Regions from separate parts of the Homo sapiens genome. Here regions 2 and 3 are each linked to region 1. The links are chromatin contacts, found by Hi-C or POLR2A ChIA-PET in ENCODE. All regions are on one chromosome and are shown on one strand. Each heading gives the region's core, a stretch centred on a gene start or an enhancer-like site at or near the end of the contact. The rest is flanking DNA. Distances are from core to core; before and after follow the strand shown. Region 1 has its middle 12 kb from the start of TMEM14B. Region 2 overlaps GCNT2 (glucosaminyl (N-acetyl) transferase 2 (I blood group)). Region 3 overlaps LOC101928146 (a long non-coding RNA gene).

The links. Hi-C counts contacts between places; a loop is a spot of excess contacts on that map. ChIA-PET counts read pairs that join two places held with the same protein, here RNA polymerase II (POLR2A). Pooled maps may share reads with other maps.
Region 2: POLR2A ChIA-PET joins it to region 1 with 21 read pairs in PC-9. The contact joins two enhancer-like sites. POLR2A ChIA-PET finds 5 or more read pairs at or near these places in 3 of 52 experiments (PC-9, T-cell and activated T-cell).
Region 3: a loop to region 1 is called in a map of B cell, with 18 times the contacts of the local background. The contact joins two enhancer-like sites. A Hi-C loop is called at or near these places in 9 of 168 maps with a recorded cell type or tissue (B cell, CD4-positive, alpha-beta T cell, Caco-2 and 6 more), 13 of 37 single-sample maps with no recorded cell type and 16 of 50 pooled maps. POLR2A ChIA-PET finds 5 or more read pairs at or near these places in 3 of 52 experiments (H1, Panc1 and activated CD8-positive, alpha-beta memory T cell).

What each region holds. Positions count from the first base shown.
Region 1 is chr6:10,757,675-10,762,244 of GRCh38, reverse strand. It overlaps a transcript of TMEM14B not described here. Among named protein-coding and RNA genes, the nearest start is that of TMEM14B, 12 kb to the right of the region's middle. Within about 2 kb of position 2,089, at least 12 of the 41 ENCODE cell types and tissues checked have a DNase peak (open chromatin) inside an H3K27ac peak, as active enhancers do; they include PC-9, where a contact is called at or near this core.
Region 2 is chr6:10,594,762-10,599,604 of GRCh38, reverse strand. The region is part of intron 3 of GCNT2 (glucosaminyl (N-acetyl) transferase 2 (I blood group)); the gene reads right to left. Among named protein-coding and RNA genes, the nearest start is that of GCNT2, 76 kb to the right of the region's middle. RefSeq lists an enhancer at 2,686-3,673. Within about 2 kb of position 3,349, at least 3 of the 41 ENCODE cell types and tissues checked have a DNase peak (open chromatin) inside an H3K27ac peak, as active enhancers do; they include PC-9, where a contact is called at or near this core.
Region 3 is chr6:10,508,596-10,513,069 of GRCh38, reverse strand. It overlaps LOC101928146 (a long non-coding RNA gene), which reads left to right. Exons shown (of 3, transcript XR_001743961.2): 2 at 2,430-2,727; 3 at 3,767-4,410. Among named protein-coding and RNA genes, the nearest start is that of GCNT2, 11 kb to the left of the region's middle. Within about 2 kb of position 2,354, at least 9 of the 41 ENCODE cell types and tissues checked have a DNase peak (open chromatin) inside an H3K27ac peak, as active enhancers do.

The DNA of each region.
Region 1 (4,570 bases), core at 840-3,339:
TTATCAACATCTTGCATTCATGTAGATAATTCATTACAACTGATAAGCCAGTATTGATACATTGTTATTAATTAAAGTCCATAGTTTATATTAGGGTTCACTCTTGTGTTGTACACTATGGGTTTTGACAAAATGTATAAGGACATGTATCCACCATAATAGTATCATAAGAATCATTTTACTCCCTCAAAATCCTGTCCTCTCCCTATTCATCCTTCCCTATCTTGCCCTGAACCTCTGGCCACCATTGACCTTGTTACTGTCTCCACAGTTTTTCTTTTTCCAGAATTACCTGGGGTCAGGAGTTCAAGACCAGCCTGGCCAACATGGTGAAACCCCATCTCCACTAATAATACAAAAACATTATGAGCCATGGTGGTGCATGTCTGTAATCCCAGCTACTTGGGAGGCTGAGACAGGAGAATCGCTTGAACCCGGGAGGTGGAGGTTGCAGTGAGCCAAGATTGTGCCATTGCACATCTAGCCAAAACAGATCTCAGAAAAAAAGTATGCACATGGTTTATTTGTGGAAAAAAAAAAAAAAAAAAAAAAAACGAGCATGGAAAATATGCTGAATTTGAGCATTTAATTTAGGAAGCTAGAAAAAGAATAACGTAAAAAAATGTTTTAAGTAGATTTCAGCCCAGTAGCAATAAGCATACCTAGCACTCAGATATTGGTGTCCAGATATTGGTGTGCAGTACCACTGTTCAATAAAAGGAACCAGAGCTACTTGGAGAAATGGCTGATTCTAGTACTAGGACAGGAAATATACAAGATGAGCCTAGAACGTCTTGTAGTGCCAGACAATAAGGAAGTTCTACAAACACACAAACCCTTTGGCTATGCCAGAGGGACACAGAGGTCAACTGAGTTTCCAATGGCCAAAGCTGCAACAATTTGAGCAAGAAAATTAAGTATTGCCCGGCGCGGTGGCTGATGCCTGTAATCCCAGCACTTTGGGAGGCCAAGGTGGGCAGATCATGAGGTCAGGAGATCGAGACCATCCTGGCTAACATGGTGAAACCCTGTCTGTACTAAAAATACAAAAAAATTAGCCGGGCATGGTGGCAGGCACCTGTAGTCCCAGCTCCTCAGGAGGCTGAGGCAGGAGAATGGCGTGAACCCATGAGGCGGAGCTTGCAGTGAGCCGAGACCATGCCACTGCACTCCAGCCTGGGTGACAGAGCAAGACTCCGTCTCAAAAAAAAAAAAAAAAAAATAAGTATTACAACCCAAAGAAAAAAGAAATATCCATGAGTCCATACTAAGATGAATGCATGAATGAATGCATGAATGATCAGGTGCGGCAGTGACTCACGCTTGTAATCCCAGCACTTTGAGAGGCCGAGGTGGGTGGATCACCTGAGGTCAGGAGGTTGAGACCAGCCTGGCCAACATGGTGAAACACCGTCTCTGCTAAAAATACAAAATTAGCCGGGTGTGGTGGCACACGCCTATAGTTCCAGCTACTCGGGAGGCTGAGACAGAAGAATCACTTGAACCCAGAAGGAGGAGGCTGCAGTGAACCTAGATCATGACACAGCACTCCAGCCTGGGTGAGAAGTCCCAACCTGAGGTCGGGAGTTCGAGACCAGCCTCACCAACATGGAGAAGCCCCGTCTCTACTAAAAATACAAAATTAGCTGGGTGTGGTGGCACATGCCTGTAATCCCAGCTACTCGGGAGGCTGAGGCAGGAGAATCACTTGAACCTGGCAGCCAGAGGTTGTGGTGAGCCAAGATCACGCCATTGCACTCCAGCCTGGGTGACTAAGCGAGACTCCATCTCAAAAAAAAAAAAAAAGAATAAAAATGTGAAGTGCTTTCCAAAGACACAAAATCTTGTAATGGCCCAATGGGTTCACTTTGCCCTTTGCCTAGACAGAGCTGAGTTATCAAGACAGGGAATTGCAATAGAGAAAGAGCACACGCAGAGCCAGCTGTGCAGGAGACTGGAGTTTTATTGGTACTCAAATCAGTCTCCCAGAGCATTCAAGGATTGAAGTGTTTAAGGGTTACTTGGTGTGCCAGGGGCAGCCAGGTGACTCAGGAGTGCTGACTGGTCCGGTGGGAGATTAAGTCATAGGGAGTGCAAGCTGTTGTCTTGCACTGAGTCAGTTCCTGGATGGGGGCCACAAGATCAGATGAGCCAGTTTATCAATTTGGGCGGTGCCAGGTGATCCATCAAGTGCAGGGTCTGTAAGAGAAAGTGCTCCTAACCGAAATTAGCCGGGAAGCCTCTCAGGTTTTAAGTAAAGAAAACCTGTCTTTGACTACAAAGCCACGTTTCATGTTTCTTTCTTCTTTCTTTAACTCTTACAGGCATGACTATGGTCAGTGAGCCAATTCTAGTCCATTGCCTGTTTTTGTGCAGAGAGCAAGCTAAGAATAGATTTGCATTTTGAAATGGTTGAAAAAAATCAAAATAAGACTATTTTGTGATATGTAGAAATCATATGAAATCCAGATTTCAGGGCCCATACATAGTTTTATTGGAACAGTCACACTCGTTTATTGATTGGCTGTGGCTGCTTTCATTCTACAAAGGCAGAGGTGAACAGCTGGGACACAGATGGCCTGAGAAGCCTAAAATATTCACTATCTGGCCCTTTACAGAACAAGTTTGCAGACTTCCAGCTTAATGTGTCAAAGATTTTTACAAAGTCCAATTACACAAAGCCACCACTAGTGGGAGGATAAATTGGTGCATCCTCTTCTGAAGGCAATCACAATTTTAAATGCTGAGATGCTCTGACTCAGCATTTAGGAATGTAACCTACAGATTCCTTTGCACATGTTCACGGGGATTTCCATGAGGATATTTCTTGGTACACCATCCTTTGTAATATCAAAGGCCTCAGGGGATCTGCCCACCTCAGCCTCCCAAAGTGTTGGGATTACAAGCATGAGCCACTGCTCCCGGCTATCAAAGGCATTAAACAAGACATATTTCTATCAGTAGGGGAATAGTAAACTAAATAGTAATCATCCGTACAACTTAAAAGCCATTAAAAAGAATTAGATCTTGGCCTGGTGCGGTGGCTCATGCCTGTAATTCCAGCACTTTGGGAGGCAAGACAGGTGGATCACCTGAGGTCAGTTCAAGACCAGCCTGGCCAACATGGTGAAACCCCATCTCTACTAAAAATACAAAAAATTAGCTGGGTGTGGTGGTGCACACCTGAAATCCCAGCTACTCAGGAGGGTAAGGCAGGAGAATCGCTTGAACCTGGGAGGTGGAGGTTGCAATGAGCTGAGATCGCACCATTGCACCCCAGCTTGGGCAACAAGAGCCATACTCCATCTCAAAAAAAAAAAAAAAAAAAAAAAAAAGAATTAGATCTCTAAGGAAAGGGTTGAACCCAGTTATGCTACATAGTTTCATGCCTTTGAGGCACTGTATATATTGCTCGCTCTGAGACATTTGCCCCGTCCTTACCTATGAATTTCTCAGACAACTCACAAAAGGAGTTCATGTCAACTGATTCATGCATCAACTGACAAGACTCAGCTTAACTGTTGGTTCCTTTGTGAAGCCTACCTTGACTCCCTCAACAGAAATGCCCACTCCCCTCCTTGTGCCCCCACAGTAATATGGATCTACCTCCATCATACACTTATTTCTATACTGCCTTTGTTTAGATGTCCACCTCCTCCACCAGACTCCAGAAGGGCAAGCACCATGGCTTGTTCTTTGCACTGCTAGGACCCAGCACAACCCTTAGGCAGTAAATACTCAGGGATCTTTGCAGAGAAGCAGGGATGAGGGCACTTGGCAAGGGCTATGAAGATCTCCTGCCTCTCATCTGTGGGCAGCCTTAGAATTTTCCAGGCTGATTGCTGGGGATCAAATAGTCACATGGGGATCTACTTGGCACCTAAACTAATTCCCACATTCAGGGAACCTTGTCATTCATGAGGAGCCAGGTCCTCCTCTAGGACTGAAGGTGGCAAAAATGTGTGCCCTTTGGAAACACTCCATGACACATGAAAAAATGGCCAACGTTGAGACTCAAAATCTTAGCTATGGAAGCCTGGGAGGATGATAGCTTTGGATGATCTGTGGCCTTCTGATGCCTCTACCACTGCAACACAAGAGCCCTTAATTGTCCAGAGTCCTATAAAAAAGGATGGAAAACTAGGACCACCATCCAGGGGCTTATGCAAATACATAAAGTGTCTGAATTATACTCTAAACTCAACCAGTATCAGTTAGGGTAAATCAGTAGCAAATATCTTTTTTTTTTTTTTTGAGACAGAGTCTCACCCTGTCGCCCAGGTTGGAGTGCAGTGGCGTGATCTCGGCTCGCTGCAACCACAGCCTCCTGGGTTCAAGCAATTCTCCTGCCTCAGCCTCCTGAATAGCTGGGATTACAGGCATGAGCCACCACACCCAGCTAATTTTTGAATTTTTAGTAGAGACAGGGTTTCACCATGTTGGCCAGGCTGGTCTCAAACTCCTGACCTCAGGTGATCCACCCATCTCGGCCTCCCAAAGTGTTGGCACTACAGGCGTGAGCCACCGCGCCCAGCTCCTTACCTTTTTAAAGAGGGAATGAAAACTAAAA
Region 2 (4,843 bases), core at 2,100-4,599, 160 kb after region 1:
ATAGCTCTCAATTCTCTGGGGACCACTGGCGGACTCTGAAGGTACATGGCCTCATGTCTAATTCATACGGCACACTGTCTCCTGCTCTTACCTCCGCTGGGATACAATAGATGGAAGCTGATAGGGAGATGGGCAAGATGCCTCTCACTGAAACACCCGGTTTCAGTCTGGTTCAGGTGCTCCCTCATTCTGGTGGAAACAACACCACATATTTTACTGAGGTAGACACAGAGAAGATTCAGGTTATTTGGGAATTGTTAGGTTTTCTCTTTTCAAGAGTCAGTTAACACTGGCCTGGGATTGCTGTTGGCTCCCTGTGTTTCCTAGCGTTGCAGTACGTGGACTGACGCGCCTGTGAACAGCGCACCTGGTACAATCGATCCCACTCACCAATGCCAGATTCTTAGTTACTCTGCTCCTCTCATTCCTTGTGCAGGATGAGCTCTGGTACTATGGGAAGCTGAGGGACGGAGGGAATTCAAGCTGCTTTTGTCTGAGTTTCAGAAAATCTTCCAGACCCTTTGTAATGGCACTTTGGGGGACTGCATTTTTTCTAGCACCTTAACAAGGGGAAATTGTTCATTGCTAATTTTCCCCTTAACGAGGGCAATTGGGTGGAATAAATACAACACTTATTTACACTTACTAGGCACCATGCGCCATTCCAGGCACTTGATATGTATTCATACATTTCATTTGCACAGTGGTAGGTAATGTTAGTATCTCCATTTTACATATACAGAAACTGAGAATCAGAGAGAGAACATAATTAGCCTCACGTCACACACACTAGGAATCTGCAAAGCTGGATTGGAAGCCAAATGATCCGGCTCCAGAGGGCCCCTTCCCTCCCCAGCACTGAATACACTACACTAGCCTTGTCCAGCTCAGCGTCCCTGGGCACATCGAGAAAATACTCTTGGAAACAAGGGGAAATGTGCTACATTAAGAACAATCAGAGAGGTGAAGATATTGTGTAAGTACTTGGTACTCAGTTTCCTCCTTTGGTCAGAATTTTACAGCACAAAAATCACCCCCACACACTGCCTAGGGTGGCTGGCCTGAGTTCTACATTGTAGCAGTAGTGGTGGTTGGCATCCAGATGTGGACACAGTGACCGTGACAAAGAGAGAAATTCAATGCCCAGAGGCCATTGTTTCATTAATCCTACTGTCCACGGTGTAATATAAATAGGAATGTCATGACATTAATATACCGTGGAGAGGGAGAAGGGGGAGAGATGGAGGTGATAACTGAATTAACAATGGCTGAGAGGGGAGATATACCCCCATAGTCTGTAACTCTCACAACAATCTCATGAAATTGGTATTGTCCTCAATTTACAGATAAGTCACCGGAAGCCCATGTTAAGATACGTTAATTGCTCAAGATCTGACAGCAGGGAAACAAAACCTAAGTCTGCCTGCCTCAAATACTTCTGCTTTTTTCACTGCATGCTCCAGAGTTAAAGCAAAATAATACAGGAATCTCTTCGGAGATGACCTAGCCCAATTTCCTCATTTTACACATGAGGAAACTGAGGCCCAGAGAGGTTAAGTGACATGCCCAAGGCCAAACAGTTATCTACAGACAAAGGTTAAAATTTAGAACAGAATTGTATAGTGTGGGTATCTAAGTCACTAGCCTCTCTTACACAGTACTCGAAAGCACTTTTTTAAAAAAAGAAAATTAAACATTCACGCATGGCTCATAATCCTTACTTTCCATTTGCTTAGTATTCTACTGTTTTTAACTGTGCAGTGTGAAGTGTTTAAAAAGTCAAAGTTCATGAGCTACTGTTCCAATCCTTAGTGTCTTCTGGGGTCATCAACACTCACATCCTGGCCAGGCGTGGTGGCTCACGCCTATAATCCCAGCACTCTGGGAGGACAAGGTGAGAGGATTGCTTGAGCCCAGGAGTTCAAGACCAGCCTGGGCAACAGAGTGAGACCCCATCTCTAACAAAAAAAGCAAAACAACAACAACAACAAAAACCCTCATAGCCTTGGAGACACCCAGAGATTCTTCTAGCCCTTTTACAAATATCTTTGAAAAGAAATGTTAGCAAGTCGTAGTCACTGCTATAAGACTGTCTCCAGACCAATTCCAGATATATTTTATGGGGTGGAAGTTGAATTAAGACAATTCCTGGCCGGGCGTGGTGGCTAGTACCTATAATCCCAGCACTCTGGGGGGCTGAGGCAAGCAGATTGCTTGAGCTCGGGAGTTTGACACCAGCCTGGGCAACATGGCAAAACCGTCTCTACTAAAAATACAAAAAATTCGCCTGGCATGGTAGGGCACACCTGTAGTCCCAGCTACTCGGAAGGCTGAGGCACGAGAATTGCTTGAGCCCAGGAGGCAGAGGTTGCAGTGAGCCGAGATCATGCCACTGCACTCCAGCCTGGGTGATAGAGTAAGATCGTGTCTCAAAAAAAAAAAAAAAAAAAAGGCAATTCCTACTTTCTAATAAATTCTCAAACACCTTAAAAACTTTCTTTAATGTCCTAAAACCAAAATTAACTGAGGCTCAGTTTGGTTAAATAACTTGTTCAGTGACTGACAAGCTGTTAAGTAGTGAGGCCTAGGATTCAAAAGATCTGTCCTATTCCAAAGTTTGTATTCTTTCATCCACATCACGCTGCAAGATCAAAGACCTCATGCAAAGTAACGAGGCTTAATAACTTAATAACTGAGGCATCTCAAATTAAATTACAGATGTGAAAAATTAACAACAATGAATCTCATAGAGAAGCCTCTGTGAGAATACGCAGTAATGGAAAATACATTCAGATTTGGCTGAAGGCAAAATATCATCGTGTCAATTCTATATTCAAACATACTTTGGACTCATTGTCTTTTTTTTTTTTAATAGAGGAAACAGAATATTCAGTCTGGAGAAGAGATGAAAACAAGGGAACTTTAATGGTTAGAGGGATACACAGGAAACAGTGTACCCCACTAACCATACAGTGGGATACCAGTGTACCCCACTAACCAATCTTCTACTCTTAGTACCATACTCCTTCCCATTTTTCCTCCAGAAAAACGGAGGCCAAGAGAATGGAAATCTTTTTTTTTTTTGAGATGGAGTCTCACTCTCTTGCCCAGCCTGGAGTGCAGTGGCGCAATCTCAGCTCACTGCAACCTCCGCCTCCTGGGTTCAAGTGATTCTCCTGCCTCAGCCTCCTGAGTGGCTGGGATTACAGGCATGCACCACCACGCCTGGCTACTTTTTGTATTTTAGTAGAGACGGGGTTTCACCACGTTGGCCAGGCTGGTCTTGAATGCCTGACCTAGTGATCCACCCGCCTAGGCCTCCCAAAGTGCTAGGATTACAGGTGTGAGTCACTGCACCCAGCTGAATGGAAATCTTAACAAACCGCATTCTGCCTCCTACTTTGAATGCCTAAAGAGCTTGTGCTTGTAGATTCAGCTTTGTTGCTGAAAAACAAAGAAAAAGAAAACTCAGTCCGGTTCATGTAGTATAGCCTAAAAGGTGAAGTTGGATAAAAATATTTTTACTTTTCAGTGAACTGTTATTATGGGATGAGGAGAAAGCCTTAGTCTGGAATATCAGAATTTTGCATTTTCTTTGAAAAGAGGAAGCTACTTATTTATGAGAATTATAGTGTCAACTCAAAGATTTGTCATACATTTTCGGTTTTTTTGCTTTGAGTTTGCATAACAAGTTGATGATTGTCGAAACTGGCTGATGGGCATGTGAGGATTACAGTACTGTTCTCTGCACTGTTGTGTGTGTTTATAAGTTTTTCTATTAGAGTTTAAAAATTACTCCTCTGCAAAGAGGATGGGCAAAATTTGTTTTAACACTGAGGAAGCCAAACACTCAAAATGGGAAGATGTGGCCAAGCCAGTCAAAACCTACATAGAATAATTGTGAAAAGGCTCTCATTTTTTTTCAGATCTTGGCTATGTTGATTTCCTTTCCCAAGAAATTATATTATGACATCTTAAGTCCTTTCTGGAACATGGTACGGCTTAAGAAAAGAAAGCAACCCAACCAACCGGCCGGGCAGAGTGGCACGCCTGTAATCCCAGCACTTTGGGAGGCCGAGATGGGCAGATCACGAGGTCAGGAGATCGAGACCATCCTGGCCAACACGATGAAACCCCATCTCTACTAAAAATACAAAAAATTAGCTGGGTGTGGTGGCGGGCACCTATAGTCCCAGCTACTTGGGAGGCTGAGGCAGGAGAATGGCGTGAACCCAGGAGGTAGAGCTTGCAGTGAGCCAAGATCGCGCCACTGCACTCCAGCCTGGGGACAGAGCAAGACTCCGTCTCAAAAAATTAAAAAAAAAGAAAGAAAATAAAGCAACACAATTCCTGCTCCTTTCCTGTGATATGACTGATTTCAAAAATAGATAGCATTGACATCCTTCATGTTTTTAAGGAAACACTCTTCTAATGGATAATACACATTTCATAGTGTTATGTAAGGGGTAAGTGAAGCTTTTTGGTGGTCATAAAAAGTACATCAATAACACTAATGGAAATCAAAATGATCAAGAACAGATATCCCAGTCTGGGCAACATAGTAAAACCCCGACTCGACAAGAAATTAAAAATTAGCAGGGCATGGTGAGGCAGGCTTATAGTTCTAGCTACTGGGGAGGCTGAGGTGGGAGAATTGCTTGAGCCTGGGAAGTCGAGGCTACAGTGAGCCGTGATCACACCACTGCACTCCAGCCTGGGGAACAGAGCAGGGACCTTATCTCAAAAAAAAAAGGAACTGGTATCCACCTGAACATGTCAATTTACTTTACACATTTCCTCCTATCCATCTTTGGGTACATCTACATCTAGTTTTATATGGTTG
Region 3 (4,474 bases), core at 1,105-3,604, 250 kb after region 1:
CTAATTAAACATAAGATTTTGTTTCTTTTTTTTTGAGACAGAGTTTCACTCTTGTTGCTCAGGCTGAAGTGCAATGGTGCGATCTCAGCTCACTGCAACCTCTGCTTCCCAGGTTCAAGCAATTCTCCTGCCTCAGCCTCCCAAGTAGCTGGGATTACATGCACCCACCACCACGCCCAGATAATTTTTGTATTTTTAGTAGAGAAGTGGTTTCACCATGTTGGCCAGGCTGGTCTTGAACTCCTGACCTCAGGTGATCCACCCGCCTAGGCCTCCCAAAGTGCTGGGATTACAGGAGTGAGCCACCTCACCCAGCCTTAAAAAAATTTTTTTTGGGGCCGGGCGAGGTGGCTCATGCCTGTAATCCCAGCACTTTGGGAGGCCGAGGCAGGCAGATCACCTGAGATTGGGAGTTCGATACCAGCCTGACCAACATGGAGAAACACCATCTCTACCAAAAATACAAAATTAGCTGGGCATGATGGCACATGCCTGTAATCCCAGCTACTAGGGAGGCTGAGGCAGGAGAATCGCTTGAACTCGGGAGGTGGAAGTTGCAGTGAGCCAAGATCACACCATTGCACTCCAGCCTGGGCAACAAGAGTGAAACTCCGTCTCAAAAAAAATAAAATAAAATAAAAAAATAAAAATCGTTTTTTTGTAGAGACGGGGTATCACTATGTTGCCCAGGCTGGTCTTGAACCCCTGGGCTCAAGGGACCCTCCTTCCTTGACCCCCCAAAGGGATTATAGGCATGAGCCACTGTGCCTAGCCTCAAGCTTATCTCTTCTCACTGCATAGGCCATCTACCTGGAATATTCTCTCCCCCTGCCTTGTCTTGAGTTCCTACTCATCTTTCAGGTCCCTATGTGACACTGCTTCCCTGGTGACCCTTCCTTGCTCTTCCAAGTCTGGGTTAGAAGCCCTTCACCTGCCCTAATAAAACCTTGTACTCCTACAATTGCTTGTTTGTTTGCTCTACCACTAGTCCATGGAGGACTATTTATTTTTAAAACAAAAAGTTAATATTTTATTTTTAAATGTATGATTTACAGGTGGTAATTATACGTATTTATGGGATGCAGCATGATGTTCCAATACATGTATACATTGTGTAATGATCAAATCATGGTAATTAGCATATCCATCACCTTAGACATTTATTGTTTGTTATCAGAACATTCAAAAACTGCTCTTCCAGGTATTTTGAAATATACAATGCATTATTATTAACTGTAATCCTCCTCCTATGCAGTAGAACTCCAGAGCTTATTCTTCCTCTCTATCTATAGCTTGGCACCTGTTGATCCATCTCTCATCACCCCCCTGCTCCTTTCCCTTCCCATTCTCTGGTAACCACTGTTCTATTCTCTACTTCTATGTGGATTCCACATGAGTGAGATCATGCAATATTTGTCTCTCTGTGCCTGGCTTATTTCACTCAACATAATGTCCCATGGAGAACTATTTCGGTCTGCTGGTCACTGCACTTTCAACACCTTGCTTATGGTAGGCACTCACCGAATTAAGTTTAGCCACCCTTCTTTCCTCTATACCAGAGATCAGCAAAACCACAGCTGGGGGGGTCCAGTCTGGCTCGCTGCATGTTTTTAGACAATCTCTCAGCTAGAATGGTTTTATATTTTAAAATGGTTGGGAGAAAATCCAAAGAAGAAAAATGTTTTGTGACACATGAAAATTATATGAAATTCAAATTTCGGTGTCCATAAATACAATTTTATTGGAACACAGCCGTCCTCATTTGTTTACACAGGGCCTATGGCTGCTTTCACGTTACAATGGCAGGGCTAAGTTGTTGCCACATCTGACCACCGAAGCTTAAAATGTTTTCCATCTGGCCTTTACCAGAGAAGGTTTGCTGACCCTCTCCTCTGTATCTACGGATGTCCCTTGTATACCACTGTGCTTGCACTACATCAAGACAGCGATTGTGGACTTGATACCATTTTACAACTTTTTGCTTTATTTTCAAGATTTCCTCGTGAATGCCAGAATGACACGATATTTGGTAGCAAAGCATGAGCTTCAAAGAGAGGTTTGCGTGGGTCTAGATCCTGGCTTTGCTAGTTCCTAGTTGTGTGACGTTGGGCAAATCACTTTTCCTATCTGTCTTAATTTCTTTGTCAGTAAAATAAAGATAATACCAGTAGGGCTGTTTTGTGAGTTGATGTGTTAATAAGTAGAATGCACTCTGAGCAGTATTCACGCATAGTGAACACTCTGAAATGCTAGCTATTCTCACTGCACACGATCGCTTCTAGGGGCTACCTGTACCGCCAGTGAACTGGAAACTCACCCCACTGCACTTTGCCTGACACCGAGTGGCCCAAGCTTTGGCGAGAGGCAGTGCTGCCACACAGTGGCTCTATATGGGGTGGCTTGGCACACTCTTCCTTTTTTTTTTTTAGGTGATTGCAAATCTATGGATGAGACCAAGGGAGAATTTTCACGCCATCATAGCATTTTATTCCTCACCTGACTGGGAGCAGCTCGAAGGGAAGGACATGTCTCCAAAGACATGAGGAGTATTCAACGTGGCATTCGAGGCGCAAGGAAAAACCTGCCTATCCCAAGATCTCAGCCCCATCAGCCAGCCAAGGGATCCACAATGACCCTTATGAAGTTTCATAAGGAAGCTAATTGCTTAAATGAGATTTGAGTCAAGAAGGATGACCTAGCAATAACCTCTATATATCTCATTATGCCGTAAGTAACCAATAGAGGTTCTAGAAAATGCCATCCAATAGAGGTTCTGGAAAAATGGGACAAGAGACAGGTTAGATTAGATGGAAGAAAAGGCCTTCCATCTAAGCAAGGCCTGGCATGTGGAATGCTAGTGGGGGCCCTCTGGACTGTGCTGGCAGGGCAGGTAAAGCAGCCAGGAGAGAATGTGAAAGTGGAAAGATGCCCCGGGGTGACGTGCCATCACTTAGATTTTATTTATTTATTTAGAGACGAAGTCTCCCTCTGTCACCCAGGCTGGAGTGCAGTGGCGCGATCTTGGCTCACTGCAACTTCTGCCTCCCAGGCTCAAGCGATTTTCTTGCCTCAGCCTCCCAAGTAGCTGGGACTACAGGTGTGTGCCACCATGCATAGCTAATTTTTGCACTTTTAGTAGAGACAGGGTTTCACCATGTTGGCCAGGCTGGTCTCGAACTTCTGACCTCAGGAGATCTGCCCAACTCAGCCTCCCAAAATGATGGGATTACAGGCGTGAGCCACTGCACCCAACCAGGTTATTTTCAGAATTAGAGATGAATCTTAAAAATCAAAATTTCCCCAGTGTCCCAGACACATTCAAAGCAAAATTACATAGAGGTTCGGCATCCCTAGTCTGAAAATCTGAGATCTGAAATGCTCCAAAATCCAAAACTTTTTGAGAGTTAATGTGGCACCATCAGTGGAAAATTCCACACCTGACTTCATGTGATGGGTCTCAGTCGAACAGCAGCCAAAACTTTGCTTCTTGGACACAATTATTTAAAATAGTGTATAAAATTATCTCCAGGCTATGTGCATAAGGTGTATATGAAATATAAATGAATTTCATGTTCAGACTTGGGTCCCATCCCCAAGACATCTCATTATGTATATGCAAATTTTCCAACCTAGAAAAAACTTGAAATTCAGAACACTTCTGGTCCCAAGCGTTTTGGATATGGGATACTCAACCTGTAGTTTCATTTTAATTATTTTGATGTAACTTAACTGAGCATCAAATTTTAAATTTTTTTTTTTTAATTAGAAAACTTAAATGGCTACATAAGAGGACAGTCCAGTGACAGACATGGAAAGAGGCTTAGAGGTCATCTCATTCATCACACCATTTTACAGAGGAAAGCAAAATGCCATCCAGAGAAGGAAAGTCACAAAGCCATCTAACCCCAGACCTGGGAGTAGCAGCTGATCACAGCGGGTCGGACACAAGAAGCTGCTTCCAAAAATCTTTCCTTCCATTTGTCCTACAGAGAAGACATCAGAAAACAAAATTTTATAAGCATGTCTCTAGCTCTAACTCACTATTCAACTAAAGGACAAATTAAATAGGGAATGAGATAACCTTAACTTCATGAGATTTGTTCTTATATGCAGTTTTCTACCCTGAGAAACCAATCTATGCTAAAGATAATATTTGTGCTTTTCAATGAGGCTGGTAAAATATTTGCACTTTGAAGCTCAGAGCGATAACATTTATTCATTCGGGTGAAACTTATCAGGATTAGGTAAATATAATCGAAGCAAAACAAAAATGATTTGGGAAACTTTGTGACCAAAACCAACAGGCGTATTCAGTACTCCTTTGAAGGTCACCTAATTCTAATAACATTTATATTTATAAATGTCCTCTAAGTCTTTTATCTTCTGCAAATAAATTATTTCTCACAATTACAGGTTAGTCCAATACATCAGCCTATTTTCAGAGTCCAGAGTTCTAACCATTACACGATGGAAC